Linked DNA regions of Homo sapiens: region 1 is linked to region 2. A link is a contact called in ENCODE Hi-C data. All regions are on one chromosome and are shown on one strand. The core of a region is the stretch at or near the end of the contact, and the rest is flanking DNA. Distances in the headings are between cores, read along the strand shown. Region 1 overlaps SNX10 (sorting nexin 10). Region 2 has its middle 230 kb from the start of LINC03007.

What was found. A loop is a pair of places that touch in the nucleus more often than their neighbours do. Pooled maps may share reads with other maps.
Region 1: a map of A673 shows a loop between it and region 2 (6-fold over the local background). The contact joins two enhancer-like sites. A Hi-C loop is called at or near these places in 3 of 168 maps with a recorded cell type or tissue (A673, PC-9 and psoas muscle) and 9 of 50 pooled maps.

What each region holds. Positions count from the first base shown.
Region 1 is chr7:26,366,222-26,372,481 of GRCh38, reverse strand. SNX10 (sorting nexin 10) reads right to left here. Exons shown (of 7, transcript NM_013322.3): 6 at 449-661. SNX10-AS1 (SNX10 antisense RNA 1) reads left to right here. Exons shown (of 2, transcript NR_136272.1): 2 at 1-463. Among named protein-coding and RNA genes, the nearest start is that of LINC02981, 29 kb to the left of the region's middle. Within about 2 kb of position 2,806, at least 2 of the 41 ENCODE cell types and tissues checked have a DNase peak (open chromatin) inside an H3K27ac peak, as active enhancers do.
Region 2 is chr7:25,561,441-25,567,592 of GRCh38, reverse strand. No RefSeq gene overlaps it. Among named protein-coding and RNA genes, the nearest start is that of LINC03007, 230 kb to the left of the region's middle. Within about 2 kb of position 2,460, at least 4 of the 41 ENCODE cell types and tissues checked have a DNase peak (open chromatin) inside an H3K27ac peak, as active enhancers do.

The DNA.
Region 1 (6,260 bases), core at 1,557-4,056, 800 kb before region 2:
AAGAGAGGGGGAAAATAATAAAAAGAGGAAATTGGTTTTCACAACACACTCAAAGCCTGAGTAACAGAGGAGAACTTTAATTATCTCCAGTCACAAAGAGAGACAGGAAATTTGGACTTTTAATTAGCCATTTGGAGTGCAGTTGGGTATTTTTTTAGCTAGATAATTTAAACGCGAATAATTCAAGTCTGACTAAATGAAAGTCACATAATCAGAATGCAAATAATTGAATTTCTACTGCATTCATTAATTCAGTGTGGAGGTGTGTGTGAAGACTACTATGATGAGCTGTCACAGCTCAATAAAATCTCAGTCAATTAATTTTTTCATTATCTTAGTATTATATCAACAAAAAAGTGAAGTGTGTATATATATCTATACACGTGCATATGTGCATACTATGTATTATATAAATACATATACATTAAATCAAAATGCAAGGAAATACCTTTCTGAATCATAATCTATATCATTTTCTTTTTTTCCTTCTTCATCTTCTTCAGGGAAACGTCTATTCATTAAGGCAAACTTGTGAATTGCTTCTTCCACAGAGTACTTAGTCTGCCCAGAAACACACGCCTCAATGTCTTCTGAATTCAGATGGCTCTGTAAGAAGAGGTGAAGGCTGCTATCTGAAAGCAAAAGTGCATTCTGTAGGACTCTATATTAAAAAAAAAAGGAAAAATAATTGGTGAACAGGATGGTCAGTGATAGGGTAGAAGAAAGAAAAACATTAGAAAAGTACCACTGAAGGTAATTTCTCTACTGTGGTAAACTTTGTATCAATTATGGGCTCTGCCCATTAAGGGGAGGAAAGCATATGTTAACTTTTATTCAATTATTTGGAAATTTAGGTGGGTAAAAACATGAAGCTAATAGTTAAGAACATCTGTTAAAAGAATAACTTCAAGGACATTTCTTCAATTTACCCATCTCTTATTACCATGTGGATTAATTATGGAAATATTTTGCTTATATAGTCATAGAAAGTTATTCTACTTTAAAAAATTTACTGCCAACAGCATGTCAATTCAGTGATCTTTATGGGATAGGCTGTCATGAAACATCAAAACTTTCAACTACTATTAAAAATTATATGAAGAAAATACAATTCTCAGCATATTTTACATTTTAAAACTTTACAGTTATATACTTAAGGGCATGTTTACGACAGCTCATGAGAGAGATGGCTTTTTTTAATACTTAAGGTTAACTGTAAATTTCTCCAAAATCTTTAGGAGCACTGAATCTCTGTGTTGTCAAAATGAGCAACCAAATAAAATTGATCCCAGCCAACTTTACCATATATATAATTAAAATATGATAATTTTGTGATGAATACATACTGCTCTTCCCACATTTAAGATCAAAGTTTACAAAGACAGAACAGATTTCAACCAGGGCATCAGAACTACATGGAAGATTAAAAACTATCCTGTAGCAAAATCTACAGATGCTCAAATTCATATTAGTGAATGTGTTTTCTCTGAAATGCACATCTTAGAATATGAAATCAAATCAAAGTATACCTTTATATTTAAATAAAAACTGGTTTATCTTTTAGCAAAGATGTTGACATATGATCATTTAGTCTCTACTGATAGTTCAATAATTATGTAAGAGGAGACACTAAGACCAGATACAGGGGACAAAACTAACACACTAAAACCCAAGTAGAATTTTGTCCAACATAAGATTTTTCCGATATAACGATCTGTGAAAAATAGATCATGTATTTCAGACCAAATGAACCTTACCTTATATTCTGCTTGTTTAAACAAGTAATAAGGAAAGTAAATCTCTTTTGGCCATTAATATCAATTTAGTGAAAATCCAAGGTCATTATAATACCAAATCCTTTTCTACAAAATAAAACAATTATTTCTTAACAAAGGCAAAAATGCCTAAAAATGCACAGTATTAAAACCAAAATCTAGCTGTCCCCTTTGCTTCAGCAGGTTTACAGTTTGAGAAAATATTCTTTACTGGTCTATTAGAAGGAAAAGTAAAACCTTTGTGCTTTTTAAAAGGCAAAACCTCAAGCAAAGCAGCTAAATCCTTCTTTTTCCCTCTGTGTCCTCCGCCCTGGGTCCTCCCAAAAGATGACCATGTCACATGATAATGATTAATTTACCAAGTACAAGTAGCTAAGTAGTAAATCCCTCTTACTACTCTTTGAGATTTATTTTCTACATTTACAAATATTCACCATTCTTGTTTTTAAATACTTCAGATTAAGAGAAGAGTTATAGAGCAACAATCCATTAATACGAACTTGGATCGTGAAGTCTGTGAAGTCTGAGCAGAGTGTTTCCTGTGGCCTCTGTCAGCGGTTTCCTGCCTGCCATAAGTACAAGGAACTGTTCATGGGATTGTACTCGTGGCTTTGTTTCTGTTGGAAATGTGTTTTATTTTCTTTATAAAATAATGGGTAATCTTTAAAATTGATTTTAGATGGTTTGAGGCATTACACCACAACAGTAATGAGCACTAATGCCAATGATATTGGACACAAATTCATTTTAGCTTTATTTCATGTCTGAAGCAATTCTACTGAGCCTTGAACTGCTCACGTGTTGTTATTAACTTGCTAGTAACTTAACACATGGGTACAGCAAACAAAAGTGATCAGAGTCCAGGTTGATCGGGACCTCAAGGCTACTGTCCTTTTTCTTGAGCTATAATTCAATTTCCAATTTTACTGTACATTAGACTCATTATTTCCCAGCGTTTTCTTTTTCTGCTCAATACTGCCATCTGGAGGACACACAGATGAAAAGAGAAGGAGCCAGGCTCACCCAGCTCACAATTCCAAAGAGCCAGAAAGATGTGGCTGGGGAGGGGACATCTGAACACTCCCCCAGGCCTAGAGTTCAAACCAGTGAGTCGGCTAGGTACAGTTTTGGTTTTTGGAATCTCCTCTGTTTCTCTGGCTAAATTCATGCCACCATACTCCATGAGTTTTAAATAAGCAAAAATAATTTTTAAATGTATTTATATGCTTATTTTAGTCAGATAGTTCATTCTGAAATTTAAAATGAAAATTTTTGAGAGTGTTTTCCCATCTGGTTAGGTGAGCATAATTAATTTATTTTGAGTACTATTTGGCTTACTATCAGAGAGGGCTGTGACTGCCACCATCATAATATTAAATACTATTTTTTCCTTAGTCATGTTTGTGCCATATTTTCCACAAACAAATCTAATAGCCCAAAATCAATTTCAAACCTAATATAAAGAGTACTTTGTAAAACAGTCAATAAAATGTCATTTGTAGAAACCTCCATTTAAAAAGTATATGATTTTCAAACCTTTATAAAAGGAATAAAAAATAGCCTCTAGGATTTTAAAAGAATTTCTAGAAAGATATTTATAGTGCAAATCAGAAGTTATTCCTTTCCCCATAACAGTTTTAGACTAAACAAAGCAAAATCTGTTTTTTTTCCCTAAACTGGACACAGTTGAAAAGCACAGTTTTCCTCAACATGATTTTATTAGATGTATTATATGCTGGTTTAGCTGAGAATATATAGCTATGCAAAATCATTTCATCCTAACTAAGGATGTCCTGGGTCTGCTGAACCCAATACAATGATATATATACATAACTGCATAGTACATGGAAGGTTAGCAGTTTGATGTAGAAAAAAAAAATTAACTCAGCCTGTTTAGCTCTTACTATAAGAAAAAATAAAACCTACAAATCTTCATTGAAGACATTCATGATCTATGCTGTGGTGCCCTCTATTGAACACAAAGACATAAAAATCGTGTGTGTGTAAAACTAGCTGTCATGGTTCAACACTAGCCTTTTGTAAAAAATCTTTAATATTCCTTAATATTTGAAGAAATACAAAACCATGATACTAAAGTCTAAACTGTAGGGTAAATGTAGTTGTATTAATGGGATGAATTCAGTAAAGAAGGGAAGCGGCTCCCAGTCATGAACAAATCTATTCAAACCTAAATTGAAAATCCCATTCAAACCTAAAAATTAGTAGGAATTCCATTTTTCATAGTTAGAGACTTACTGAGTTTATATTTTTTAGCCTATAACTTTCTTTTCATAACTATTAGAAGGGACTTTAAGTTTATAATTACTCAGGGGCAAGAATACAAAAGGGAGATTATAGTTAAGACTGAAGAAAAATGAATATATTTGAAAAATCTCACAATCATACCAAATTTAGCCAGCATTTAAGAGTACTGCTAATTTTAAATTTGCCAGGTTCTGGGATTCATATAGTATGTCCATCTTTCCTATAATTTCTTTATCTATAAAACTGAGATAATACCCAACTCCTAAGATTTTTAGTACTGAGACTAAAACATGTAAAATGCCAAACACGTAGAAAGTGTTCGATAAATGGTAGAAATTATTCTTATTTGGCACCTAGTCAAAGAAACAATTTTCCAATTCCTCTACAAAGATCAGTACTTTCTTATTACATATGTATCATTTCACAAATGACCTTAAAGAAAAATAGGTATATATACACATATACAAAGACATTGTGGTTTCAAAAGGTTTGAACATATTTAGTGCTTCTGGTTCATAACTTCAAAACTCACATGAAAACCAGGCTTTAAAAATGCATGCGAAAAACCTACAATACAAGCATGTTTCCATGTTTTAATGCTGTGGTTCCTAAAATTCCTCTACAAACAAGGTACAGGCTATTGATGGCTGGCCCTACTTAACAGGTAACCAGTGGGGGCTCAGAGGATGTCAAACTGGGGCCAAGACACAGTGCCAAGGTACACATCACATCCAGTTCCCTAGAGTGGACCCTGGTTGGGTGAGGGGAGGGGGCACCAGGGGCAAAGACATGGAGGGTACTACCTTACACAACCCGGGCAAGCACAGATCTGAGGGACACAGAAGGGAGGCTGGGGAGGGTCAGCAGGGGCCGCAGAGCTCAGTTCAGGCCTGAAGCCAGCCCTGTGGTATTTGACTCCTCACTTCCTTCAGGTTTAGGCTGTGTGGAAGCACCAGCTTTCATTTTTAAAGTGAAATATTAACTTGTAGACAAATGTTCACATACCACAGGGGAACAAATGATATCACAAGAGAACCCCCTGCCAATTCCATGATTTGACAATCCAATCGGATGACAATCCAGATTCAGTGTTAATGAATCTAGCCGTAGCCCTGGATGTGTACACAGTGCTCCCCCTAGAAGGAAGTGTCAGGACAAGGACTTGTTCATTCTGTGCAGTCCTATGTCCGTGGCACGCAGCCTGGCCCAAAGCATTCACTTAATAAACATCTATTGAATGAAGGATCGCTGCATGGTTTTTAGAGTTTTTTTCAAGTCCTTTTCATCTGTAGGACACAACCACCCAGTGAGGTTGGCTATGTGTGGGTACTATTATCCCACTCTATAGCAAACAAAGGCTTAAAAGGAATGAAGTGACTGTTCCAAGGCTCACATGCAGCTAGAAAAAAAACCAGGAACCATGATTATGGGAGACCTAGAACCCGGCTCCTTGAGTTCCTGAACCAGGACACTTTCTACTATGACATCTGCATCAAACACAACCAGCAAACAGTCAAACCATGCACTATGCAAAAATAACCTGGCACAAGCATAACCCCACTATGGCTGAATGACACTCACAGGGTCATTCATTTGGGTAGATCAACTGTGGATAGAAAGGTTGTGTTCAAAACAACGAAGTAATTCCTGGTCAAAAACACATACCCTGCACTTAACCAGCAATATAATTCAGAGGTACGTGCTGCCTTCTGACCTGAAATAAGACTTCCCTACAGAAGACAAGATGCCACAGCTCCCCGAGGACAACATGTCCTACACTAGAGTGACAGGCAATTCTGTAGAATTGTGTGGCAGGGACCACATCTCAAGGGAGAGGCCATCAGCCACCTGGGCCTCATAGAGACAACAATTAAAATCAGAGGCCTCCTCTAGGGGAAAGGGCAGGAAAAACTTGGCCAGGTCTCTGTCCTGCCATGCCTGTGATACCCCCCAAAAATACAATGAAATGTTTTCGGAGGACTTGGCTCTGCTAATCAGTTCTTCTGGTCTCTTGCCATGTTTATTCCTCTGGCTTCTCTTCATTGGCCCACTCTCCCTCAATTTATAATCTTGGATCTTTCTGTATGCCTCTAGGACACCTTCAAAGAAAAGGCACTAAGTCAATCTAATAGAAATAAATATTAATATTAATGTGCATACTTAATATCCAAACCCTTTATGAGAGAGCCAAATGGGGAGGAGGCAGTATATTTATTTCAG
Region 2 (6,152 bases), core at 1,211-3,710:
TATGATGCCGCTAGGTGATAGGAATTTTTCAGCTCCATTATAATCTTGTAAGACCACCATCATATATGCAGTCCGTCATTGACCAAAACATCATTATTATCTCTATTATCCCCATTTTACAGATGAGGAAACTGAGGCATAGAGAGTTCAGGAGACTTCCCAATGTTATACAGTGTGTGACAAAGCCCAGATTTCAACACCAGTATTTCTGGCTCCAAAATCTACCTCTTAATCACTCACAGAGACTACACCATTTGGCACCAGAGACCTGGATTCTCATCCTAGGCTCTGCATTCGCTCACTGGGAGACTTGAAGTCCTTCTCTGAGTCTCTGGTACCCTCAGCTTCCTCCTTCATGAAAATGGTTCATACCTTGTCTATCTTAAGGTGTCACTGTGTGGATGGAATGACACTGGGCACAGAAAGCATGAGTTACACTGCCTGGCACAGAGCAGATGATGCCCATAAAAGCTGGTTGCCCCCCAAAATGCCATGGGAAGTCATTTTGGGCCTTTAAGTGGGGCAATGAGATGACTGAACTTACACTTTCATATGTATGTTGGAAATACTCATCTTCCCTGATTAATCTGTCAGAGATTGATTGGAGCTGGGAGAGATGTGTTAGAAAGATATTGCAAGAATCCAGAGAACAGGCAGTGAGGGTCTTTGCAGGCACAGAGGCAGGGAGAAAGCAATTGCATTATTGAATCTAAGATTTTAGAGCTAAATAGACACTATGGGCCATATAGCACAAAATATCCTCATTTTATAGAACAAAGGGGCCCCTACCCAGACTTAAATGACTAGTCCAAGGAGAAGCTGTGGGGCTAGTTCAGGGCTTCTAATTTCCTGATTCACTGATTTGTCCTCAACTCAGCCAGTGCTGATGTCTCACTAGAGTTTTCAACTCTTAATAAAAATAACAAAGTATATCTATTTCATGTAAGTCATATACTTTCTACTCTTCAATAGCTTCCATGGACATTAATCCCATTTGATTTTGCCAATGACAACTCCCCTCGACCACCAAAGAAAGGTAGCACACTGGAGTTAGAATTATCCCCACACTCCAGATAGGTAAACTGAGGTGTGGAAGATGATTCTAATTTCTGCCTCAAATTCTCTCGTCTTTACTTCTACATTAATTCTTTACATTTTGCTTTTTAAATGTTACCACAATGTTGATACAGGAACGGTATTCACAAAATTTTGTCCTGAACAAAATTTCATAGGGCAGAGAGGCTTAAAAAAATGTAACTTCATTTAGAAAGGTTAATGGTTGGGGTTTACTTGAAATTATGTCCAAAGAAAGGATGCTGTGATCAATGGGAAATTGTATGTTTGTAGTTGTTCTGTTTTAATTATGGTGAATGAAAGTATATCTTGCTTAGAAAGTATGCTGAGATGCTATCTCTTTCTGTCTTCCTTCCAGAGGAAAGAAATCAAATCATATGTTTATAGAATTTGTTTTCTTGTCTGTGGCCGATTGCTAAATCCTACCACAGGAGGGCGCAGGAAATGTTAGGCGCTTTTCATAAAATGGACACTAGGTGGCGCCGCTCTGCTAGTTTTCTTCATGTCTGCTTTTAATTTCGTTTTTTTATTCCTTTGTTTAGTAGTAATTGTAATGGTTAGCTTTAGCGATGTAAAATGTATTTCTATTTTCCTATGCTTTTCTTAATATGTCTGGGTCTGTCATTTTGCCTTTATAAAAGTATGCTAAGAGAGGTAGAACTAGTTATTTATGTTAGTATGTTTTCTTTACATTACATAAATTAGTTGTATTTTCTTTCACAGTATTTTTCAGGAATTCAAATATGAGTCCAGATTGAGTTTTCCTTGTTGGTCTGTCATTGTCTCTTATTCTTTACAGTTTTATTGGAAATTACATATTAGTTTGATTTTAAAAGAGGAGACATAATTCTGAATCATATCAGAACAGCAAAAATCTAACATAGCTTGAAAGTGGAAAAGAAAAACAGGTAACAATAAAGGAGCTGGGAATGGATTCTCCTATTTAAATTTGCATAAGGAGGAGTTTCTCTCAGTCTTATTAATTATTTAGTGAATTAGTTGTGTGTCTGTGAATTATGCCCCTCTCTGGAGTTTGGATTCCTAATTATAAAAATGAGGCAGTTCCTCTAAACATTCTCAAAGATCTCTTGGCAATCTGAAAAGCAGTGAAATTATGAGTATATTAACAAACTTATGCCCCCTGCCTGTTCCAAACACAATTCTTGAACATACATGCATAGACTATGACTTTTCAAAAAATTCTAGATAATTCTCAGTGGCACAAAATATGCAGTTATGAGCCCCAGCCAACTTTTCAATCCGTGTTACTCAACTGGCGTTCTTGTGAGAATGAAGTCTGAACACCGAGGAATAAGTTGCCTGCCCTGGCAGAATCGCACCCCTGGAGCAGAACTTGCTGGCTCTGCCCGGGGACAGACTACGAATCCAACTCTGGCTCTGTTCCTGAGTAGCTGGGAGACACTGACTTGTCAATTAGCAACAGGCAGCGAGCTCCACAGCAGACCCCATGAGGAAGATGTGGAGAAGAAAAAGGCCAGGCCCTGTACCTGAGAATCTATGAGGGGCACGAGTTGTCCTGTCTTGGGAGGTTAGTAATACCGGGGAATAAGTGCCAAATGATATTGGATCTGTGTCCCTGACCTAACCCCTGCCCAAACCATTGCCCACAGCTGTGATCCTGAGAAGTGATGCTAAGCCACCACTGAGCACTGGCTGGGTCTGGGTGGAAATCATCGAATTAGGGCAGAGAAGAGCAGATGAAGGCTGGAGAGAGATGCTCATACAATTGCTTAACATTCTTTGCCAACTGACAGCGAATGTTAGACATCATGATCAAAGGTGTTATGTTTTCTATCGAACAAAAGAAAGTGGCAAAGCTGTAAATACATCAGGTTCACATAGTTGTTCACTAGCCTGGAAGCTAGTAATATGAAGTCTGCAAGGCAGTAAAAGTCCTCAAGACATGCCCTCCTGGATGAAGTCCACTGGAGCTGGTAAAACGTTGAGTGTGAGCTCATCAAACCAAACGGTGCATATGGAACCCTTTTAAATGCGCGTGTTGGTGTCACAGGGCTCTTTCTAACCTCTTATAAAATAGACAGAAACAGTTGCACATTTTAGCGAATGGTATGTCGACTGATCACCAAGACTAAATGAGTTGCTGAAAACTGTGAAGCCTGTTAATGTTACAAAAACAGTACACACTTGGAATAATTTTGTCCCTGCTGTCATATGGGCTGAACCTGGTAAAAATGTGCTGTGCCTTTCTGAGCCCCAGTGCACTTCCTGGTGATGTGGCCAGCACAGCCCCCGCTCTTCTGGGCTAGGGTTGTGCATGGGCTTTGGGGAAGCAGGAGATTGGAAGTGAGTGGTATAGAATCTGAGTTTGGAAGCTGAGGCACTGAAACGAGGGAAAGAGTGGGGGATGCACCAGCAGCCACTGAGGTGCAAAAGCCCATGAACCAAATCTTTGGTTTTTTTTTTTTTTTTGAGATGGAGTTTCGCTCACCGCCTGGTGTTCAAGCGATTCTCCTGCCTCAGCCTCCGGAGTAGCTGGGATTACGGGCATGCGCCACCACACCCGGCTGATTTTGTGTTTTTAGGAGAGATGGGGTTTCTCCTTGTTGGTCTGGCTGGTCTTGAACTCCCGACCTCAGGTGATCTGCCTGCCTTGGCTTCCCAAAGTGATGGGATTACAGGCGTGAGCCACCGCACCTGGCCCAAATCTTTGTAAATCAAGAACAGTTCATGTCGATTCAAGATGGTGGCAGCAGTGGCAGTGAACAAAGATGCAAGACTCCTTAGCAGAGAGCTGGCCTTCCTTCTTCCAGATTGATCTTAAACCAGTGATTCCCAAAGGGTGTTCCTGGGCACTCTAGCACTGAGGGATGTTAATGGATGAGGAGAATAAATGTTTTTTCAAATTCATTTGGGAAATGCTGGATTAAAAAAAGTCAACCACATTTATTTGCTTCTTGGAACCTTTAATACGCTACCACATATTACAACATTTTTAAAGGAATATTTATTGGGTAGGGTTTCCTAAACTTTTTGAGTTTGGAAACTTAAAAAAAAAAATCATTGAGTATCTCGTGACAAGTGTTCTGAGAAATACCTCTTGGAAAATAATATCCTAATGCATCCTATTTTATTTTGGATTAAATTCTATTTTAGCATTTTCACTGTAAAAATTTCAGGATAAAATAATTGACAGAAAAGTGAAGGATTTATTAAACGAACTTATTTGGTGACATGCAAGCAAAGCCAGAAGGATTATTTTGATTCGTTTGTTTGAATCAGTTGTGAGCATAGACACACTCCTAAAAGAGGCACTGGCCCCATATTTAGATTATTTTTCTCTCACTCAGCTCCACTAAGTTGCCTCTGCACTCCACACTGTCGGGCCTGGCCTAAATGCTGCCACTGCCTCGGAGCCTGGTGTCAGTTTGGCTGTCAGTCGAAGCAGATCTTCTGCTATGATGAGAATAAGAAGAATAAATACAGTTCCCGATTTCCAAGTCAAAGACAGTGCAAATTGATATTACACAGTAAAATGCAATGAGATTAAATCAATAACATCTGCAATAAGGCATAATGAAGGTAAAATTATATCTCTGGCTTCCTGAACAGCTGTGAATCTATTTTTAATGATCCTCATTTTTGGCAGTCAGCTAACAACTTCTAAAACGTCCTAGAAATTGGATTGTTAGGCAGATGAGCATGGCAGTGGCTCAGAATGTCATTAATTTCAGCCGCCTTATCCATCTGCATGGGTGAGACAGAGGCATGGAGAACTTACCCCTCACTCACCCACCAAGCACCCCACTCCCAGCCTTGGGTGGCCCCTGCAAATGCTGAAGATAGCCAGGCAGGGAAGCTGTGGGCAGAGGAGCTCTCCCTGGAGAACCACAGGCTGTTGAATTAAGGACAGAAAGGAAAAGTTTTCACCTTTGTAATGCCAATTACAGTACATAATTGGCTTGTGTGTCTCCATTGCACTATAGAACCTCATAACCACTGCAGAGAACAGGATGCTGTAATGATCCCTCAGTTTATCAGCAGGGCACTGAGGGGCCTTGAGATTGCTCTGCCCAGGACTTGGTTAAGGTCACACTGCCAGCAAGTGCAGGAGCCAGGACCCCACACAACTCTTATTCCAAAGCCAGGACCATTTCCATGGCCCTGCTGGTCTTCTGGTTGTTTGAATAGTAGCCATGGGAAAGGCACCATGAAAAATTTGATACTGAGGAAAGTGAACACTCAGGATCAGCTATGTTCTTCTTAGCTGCCTGGCACCTTTGCCCTTGGCTGCAGCTTTTACTACAAGCTGTGCCTGGGAAACAGGCATTGATCTCTTTGGTTGATTGTTTTGAGCTTGCTTTCCCTCTCTGGGCTGGCAGGGACGGGGGTGGGAGGTGGCACCCCATGCTCTGCACACGGCTGTATTTTCTGCATCCCACAGACAAATTCTCAGATCCCAAGTCAAGCTTACAGGCTCAGGGGCTCAGGAGGCTCCAGGCTAAATGGTGTTCCAGAAGGCTTCACCTGAGGGTAGAAATTCACCTTCAGGTACCCCCTCCCTGCCTGCGTGAGAGCTGAGAGAGGAAGATGAATTCCTTAAGCTCTTCCCTGTGCTGGGAAGCAGTAGTGTTAAGAGAGATCTCTGTGCTGAAGATGGAGCTGCAGCCAAGATGACCGGCATAGTTTATAGGCTTATTCCACTGCCAGGCTTGCTTTTGGCCGTGGAGCTGATCTTTTGCTGCCTGAAATATGCGACAATCAAGAATTTGATGGTGCAGAGGGTAAGGCTGTGGCATGTGTTTGGACTGGAGAAGAGTCTGGTTCCAGGAAAGTCATCCTATGACAGATGGGACCTGAATTGTTGAGTAAAACAATATAAATGGATACTTCCTTCAACAAGGAAGCCTCCCAGAGGCCTTCCTGATTTGATGGCAGGAATGCTGTTAAGAGAGGTGGAAACAGCAGAGGGAACTGGGAGGTCTGTTATAATGGAACAATATAATCAAACGCTAGTGGGTAAAACAATGCCTGATGTGCTCAAAAACTAAGGCTGGCATCTGAAGACATGAGGGAAATTGGAGGGATTAAGGTCCACG